Linked DNA regions of Homo sapiens: region 1 is linked to region 2. Evidence: chromatin contacts called from ENCODE Hi-C or POLR2A ChIA-PET data. All regions are on one chromosome and are shown on one strand. Each heading gives the region's core, a stretch centred on a gene start or an enhancer-like site at or near the end of the contact. The rest is flanking DNA. Distances are from core to core; before and after follow the strand shown.

What was found. A loop is a pair of places that touch in the nucleus more often than their neighbours do. ChIA-PET counts read pairs that join two places held with the same protein, here RNA polymerase II (POLR2A). Pooled maps may share reads with other maps.
Region 1: a pooled map shows a loop between it and region 2 (4-fold over the local background). The contact joins the enhancer-like site here to the promoter of PIAS2 in region 2. A Hi-C loop is called at or near these places in 2 of 168 maps with a recorded cell type or tissue (B cell and breast epithelium) and 5 of 50 pooled maps. POLR2A ChIA-PET finds 5 or more read pairs at or near these places in 1 of 52 experiments (GM12878).

Annotation. Positions count from the first base shown.
Region 1 is chr18:46,154,222-46,157,516 of GRCh38, forward strand. No RefSeq gene overlaps it. Among named protein-coding and RNA genes, the nearest start is that of ARK2N, 18 kb to the right of the region's middle. RefSeq lists a silencer at 1,664-1,870. Within about 2 kb of position 1,695, at least 6 of the 41 ENCODE cell types and tissues checked have a DNase peak (open chromatin) inside an H3K27ac peak, as active enhancers do.
Region 2 is chr18:46,916,148-46,919,244 of GRCh38, forward strand. PIAS2 (protein inhibitor of activated STAT 2) reads right to left here and starts at 1,360. Exons shown (of 14, transcript NM_004671.5): 1 at 1,175-1,360. The coding sequence starts at 1,198. It overlaps KATNAL2 (katanin catalytic subunit A1 like 2), which reads left to right and starts at 1,455. Exons shown (of 18, transcript NM_001387690.1): 1 at 1,455-1,779. RefSeq lists silencers at 730-809, 880-1,619 and enhancers at 756-1,509, 3,017-3,097.

The sequences.
Region 1 (3,295 bases), core at 445-2,944, 760 kb before region 2:
TGCAACCTCTGCCTCCCAGTTTCAAGCAATTCTCCTGCCTCAGCCTCCCAAGTAGCTGGGACTACCGGCATCCATCACCATGTTGGCCAGGCTGGTCTCGAGTTCCTGACCTCAGGTGATCCACCTTGCCTGGTCTCTTAATGCTCTTAGCCTGAATTTTATCATCTGTAAAAGGAGAAATAGGCTTAGATGATTTTAGAAAACTCTTCTACTTTGTATCTATGTTCTTGTTTTATGGATGTGAAAGTACTCTGAAAAGTTTGATTTCTACGCAGATGTGAGGTAGTTCTTTATTTCAGAAAGCAATAACAATGCGAGTGCCCACAGGGTGGATATGGGTTGTGAAATGGAAACTCCATCCCCTACTTCTTGCTTCCCTGTGGAGGGGTCTCTATTGGAGCCACATTCCTGGAGTCTCTCTGGCCTGACTCTCCCGGCAAGAAGAATGGTTCCCATCCGGTAATATTTTCTCCACCCAATATTTTACCTGAAATGTCACCAGGAAATATTAATCCCCATGGATCTCATGTCAGCTGCCCTCCTTTATATTTCAAGACCATGGTGGGAGGTAGAGCATGAAACCAGATCACCTTCTGGTGTGAAGATTTCAAGGGAGAAGTTGAGGTGGGAAGCCTCACCAGGTATTCTCTTTAGGACTTGCCTGAGAGTAGATTCTGGGCTGCTCAGACAGGGCAGCGCTCCTGTGACTGGTTGAATAGTCTGTCTACATTTGCTGTGACAGGAATGGGATAGGAAGTTCATGGAGGCTGCTCATTTGCACCGTGTCCCCCAATCCAGCTTTGATCTGCCATAAAGTTGACATTTAAGTGTTCGCCTGTTTCCTGCATCTTATTTTTTAGTTGCTTCCAAACTTGAGGAGAGAAAGAGAAAGGGTTATTTATTACACAGGCCCCAACCCTAGCAAGAGAAAAAAAAAAAATCACAGTCCACGTTATAAGTCTTCCTTGGGATTTTGTTCTTTTTTTCTTTTTTCGAGACAGGGTCTCACTCCGTCATCCACACTGGAGTGCAGCTATATGATCTGGGCTCACTGCAGCCTCCACCTCCCAGATTCAAGCGATTCTCCCACTTCAGCCTCCCGAGTATCTGGGATTACAGGTGCCCGCCACCATGCCCAGCTAATTTTTAGTATTTTTAGTACGGATGGGGTTTTGCAATGTTGGCCAGGTTGGTCTCGAACTCCTGACCTCAAGTGATCCACCTGCCTTGGCCTCCCAAAGTGCTGGGATTACAGGAGTGTGCCACCACACCCGGCTAATTTTTGTATTTTTAGTGGAGACAGGGTTTCACCATGTTGGCCAGGCTTGTCTCAAAGGAGATTTTTTTCTTTTTTCTAAATTCCTCCCTTACCCTTGCCTTCTCCACATCCAAATGAGTATCAGCCTCTGGGCACTCATTCCCAAAATGACCTAGTCCTTTCATTCCACTGTGACATCTTTCCAGAATGCTTTTCCTCTTCTCTATGAGGCAAAATTCTTGTCATTCTTAGAGTCATGGCTCAGAGTTCTCCCCCTCAGTGAGTCAATCCTTCTCAAGGAGCTCAGGCTGAGTTTGCAGCTTCCTTGTCTCAGTTTCTAGGACTCTATTCTATTATGCTATCACTAGTCCTAATGGGAGGCGACCTCATGCCCGTCTTACCCAATAGAGCAGACTAGGTTGAGTGCTGTACCTGGAAGTTCCTCTGGCCACATCTATGTCTTCTTAGAACTATTGTGTCTGGGGTTTCCTGGGTGGGGAAGGCAAATGAAACCTCAGCAATGACTGGTATGAATTCTCCTGCCAGGTGGGGGCCTTAAAGTAGAAATCAAATTGATTTCTAGGAAATGAAGAAAGTGATGTTTCTTGCATACTTGAGTTGGAGGGCTAGAGTATTATTCACTGCAAATAAATTCTGACCTTGTTTTTTCATGAAATGTTGCTCTCCTTCTCACTCTTCCACCCTAGAAATTTTGTCAAGGCTTGAATCAGTCCAGAATTTACTCTATTGTTCCCTTACCTGTTGCTTGGAATGTGACCGTTTGGGGAGTGTGTTTTGTTTTGTTTTGTTCTGAGACAGAGTCTTGCTCTGTTGCCCAGGCTGCAGTGCAGTTGTGCGATCTTGGCTCACTGCAACTCTGCTTCCTGGGTTCAAGCGATTTCCTGCTAATTTTGTTTTTTTTTATTTTTAGTAGAAAAAGCATTTCACCATATTGGCTAGGCTGGTCTTGGACTCCTGACCTCAAGTAAACTGGCTGGCCTTGGCCTCCCAAAGTGCTAGGATTACAGGCATGAGCCACCACACCTGGCCTGGGGAGTGTTTTACCATTCCTGAGACTAGATGGTGACAGGTTCTTACAACAGCCTGAGCAAAGCCTGACACAGAGGGGGAACCCCTTCAGTGGATGGGTCCTTCCTGCCACAGACTAAATGTAAATAAAGTCCTTCTGCTGTGTCTTCAGTGAGGATGGAGAACAGAGGGCTGCTCAAGGTCAAGTTGTATACTTGGAGGCTGGAGAAGAAGCCCCACACAGAGAAAGCCCAGGTGAGCTGAGCAGGACAGGAAGGATCCTCCGAGACCTGCAGATCATGCCACCAACCAGCACCAGGCCTACATCCAAGGAGCGCAGGGTATCCAGGAAGAACATCAGGCCGTACTCTCTCTCAGGCTAGACCAGTCACTTCTATTCCAAAGAAGACTTCTCAGGGCTGGAAGCATCCCCTCCCCTCTGTAGTCCCTCTCTTGTGCTTGCTGCCCTCCTTGACCTTGGTTCCCTTGGTTTCCAGTGAGCCAAGTGGAGGTGTACTCTCCCACCTCGTCATGTGCAGCCTGCCTGGGAACACAGTGTCTCCAAGGCTGACTGAGGAGAACAGAACTTGAGGAGAAAAACAGCAGCACAGAGAAGGAAAAACAGAGTGGGGCCTGGGGAGAAAGGAGAGCTCTCAGCTGGGGTTTCCCACAGAAGCAGAGTCTCAGACAAGAGCTTGCACACAGGTCATTAATTTTGGGAATTACCCCAGAACAGGAGTGAGGAACTGGAGAGAGTGACCCAAGGAAGGAGGGAGAGCCATTCCAATGTGTGCTGCCTTATCAAGCTCATCTCCAGGGAGGCCGCCTGGGCGTGGTCCACCTGTTTGCCCCTAAAGAGAACCAAAGAACGAGCTTCAAAATTGTTCGTCTGAGGGAAATAATAGAGGATGTTTATCCACCAGTTCTGGCCCCCTCGGGTCAAGGTTGCCCCATAGGATGTTAACTCCTTCTGTCTTCTAGGTTTGTCCACATGCAATCCAGAGTGTC
Region 2 (3,097 bases), core at 110-2,609:
GGCACTGTGCAAACTCCAACAATCTCCGTTTAGAGCAGAGGATACGTTCTTTTGCTCACGTCCACTAAGCAGGTAACCAGCCAACATCCTTCCCCCATCCCATCTCTTGCGGAAAACAATAAATATACAAAACTGAACCTTTTACCGGATTCCTCTTCCTTATTTGAAAAAGAAATCCTAATATCATAAGTGTTACACAAACGAGTTGCAGTAAATGTAATTTCAAGTTTACACTCATCTCTACCTTGATACATTTAAAAAAAAAAAAAATCAGGGTTTCTGTCCGTAAACATCTCATTTATGTCGCCAGTAATTCAGCGATACACACAAATCCATCTCATTCGTCACACTTAGTTAGGACTTTAAAGGTTATCAGTCTGGGGGGAAAAAGTCTCTTCTGTTCTACCCCCATCACAGCCCTATTCCAGACCTCTGCTATACAAGGGTATCAACAATAAAGTTATGATCTTGTTTTAAGACTGAGAAGAAAAAAATATTTTTCCTCAAGAGTAAAAGGGGTGCACAAACCTCACAACATAGACTTTGCAGATTTCTTACTAAAACACTAAGAAAATATCGAGGTTTAAGGCCGATTATTGAAGGCAGGGATCCCCAAACATTAGGTTCCTCGAAGATGTTAGGAGGCAAGGGTGGGAGAAGGGGCCTTTTCTCGTGACAGACCTGACTAAACGGTAGCATCAGCCATAAGAAGAGGAGAGATTCCTAAACGCAACTTCAGCTTTCAGAAAACAGTCCTCCACCAAGTGAGTAGCATGCAGACTTGTGAATAGCCACAGACACGTACACCCCGGTGAAGGTGCAAGATCAAACGTTGCTTCCCACATCGGCCCTCACTGCGAACCGGGATGTCGGGTCCCCATGTGCCCCTCCTGGAGGGCGCCCCGACCCCCCGCGCCAGGTGTGCGGACCACTGGCAGCACTCAGGAGCCGGCTCGCCGCGGCCCAGGCCCGCCGCCCCCGCGCCGCCCGCGTGCCCTCCGCCGGCCCGCTCCCCTCCCCCGCGCCCTCGGCGCCCGTTCGTCCGCGGGCCGGGGCTCAGGGCTCCGCCAACCGGCCCCAGAGGCACGAGCAGGCGGCGGCCGGCGACGTTGCGGTTTCCCCACCTCCTCTCCCATCCCCTCCCCCGCGGCCTCCGCTCTCCACTCCCGCTTACCCTCAACTCTTCGAAATCCGCCATTTTATACCACCCGCGGGCGCCGCCGCCGCTGCCGCCGCACCCACTCCCGCTGCCGCCAACGACGCTGCCGCCACCACGGCCGCCGCCGCCTCCAGCACCATCCTGCACTGGGCGCCGCTTAAGACGCCGCGGCCGCCGCCGCTACAGCCGGGCCCGTCACGTGAACGGCGCGGGAGCTCCGCCTCCGACGCGCCGAAGCCCCGCCCCTAGCGGTGCCCCCTGCCCACCCGCGCGACCGCCTTCCGCCCGCGCCTTCAGTCCGCGCGGCGACAGCGCCCGCCCGCGCCTGCCCCGGCGTGCTGCCCCGCGGCTTGGCCCCGCTCGGCCCCAGGTCGTGCCTTCCCTCCCCGGCGGAGGCCCCTGCGGACTGCCTAGAGCTGGGTCGCAACTGAGGCGTTATCCGCGGGCCTGGCCTCGGGAAGTGGCGGGGAGGAAGAAGAGGCGGCCGGGACGCGTGACAGGAGCATTCGGGAAGATTCTTACGGTGCCCTTCACGCGGTGCCTATGGACGGAGAAAGCCGCCGCAAATAAAACCATCCCCCAGAGTAGTTGTGGCGGAATAATCTAAATATGGGTGTTGGGTAAGCTATTGTTCCCATCTAATGGTGAGGTTGTGTGACACCTCTTTGAATTGCTAATGTCCTGCAAGTACCAACCTTGCCGAGTTTTTCTGACCTTGAAGGGCACCTGAAGGTCACGGACTGCAGAGTTGGGAGAGTTAGGCGGTGGGGTTGGGGGCGGGGAGAAGTGAAATAAGAGCGCTCAGAAGGGCCATGCTAAAAAGTCGGGGAAATCTGATAGCTAGGAAGGAGTCAAACGCCAAGGCAGAGTAAGTAGATAGAAGGAAGCTTGATGGCCCCCCCGTAATGTGCTGATATAGGATGAAGGAAGATGCTGAGTCAAGATGGCCAGAAAAATCGCTGGACGGTGTCCAGGGTTCAATTTCCTTGAAGAATTGGGTGGAACCCACACACGAGAGGTCTTTAAAACAATGTAACTTTTAAGGCCCTGTTTAATCAGCCTCCTACCTACCGCCTCTTCCCACTACCCCTCGTTTCATCCGCACTGCACTTCCAGGTCTTCCTTCCACTCCCCTGCCCCCGCACCCCGCAAGTTTTGTTTTTTTGAGACGGAGTTTTGCTCTTGTTGCCCAGGCTGGAGTGCAATGGCACGATCTCGGCTCACCGCAATGTCTGCCTCCCGGGTTCAAGCGATTCTCCTACCTCCGCCTCCCGAGTAGCTGCGATTGTATTTTTGGTAGAAACGAGGTTTCTCCAAGTTGGTCAGGCTGGTCTCCAACTCCGGACCTCAGGTGATCCGCCCGCCTCGGCCTCCCAAAGTACTGAGATTACAGGCGTGAGCCACTGCACCCGGCCTCCCCTCAAGTTTTAAGGCTTCTAAATGTTGATCCTTGAACCAAGAATAATTTCCCACTCTCTTCTTTGTTCCTAACTCCTGTTCATCCTTCAGGTTTCACTTTAAGTGTCACTTCCTCAGGAAGACCATCCCTCACCCACATCCCACATTTTAATTCAAATTCCCCTGTTATGACCTCTCCTAGGACCCTGAACTTTTTCTTCCTGAGATGTCTCCATGGTAATTATGTAGGTATTTGTGTAATTGTTTATTTGATATATATGTGTGTGCGTGTATATATATATATGTGTGTGTGTGTGTGTGTGTGTGTTGTGTATATATACACAACACACACACATATTGTTTTGGCCAGGTGCAGTGGCTCATGCCTGTAATCCCAGCACTTTAGGAAGCCGAGGCAGGTGGATCACTTGAGGTCGGGAGTTGCAGACCAGCCAGGCCAACATGGTGAAACCCTGTCTCTACTAAAAATACAAAAATTAGGCCAGGAGCTGTGGCCCACGCTCTAAATTCCAGCACTTT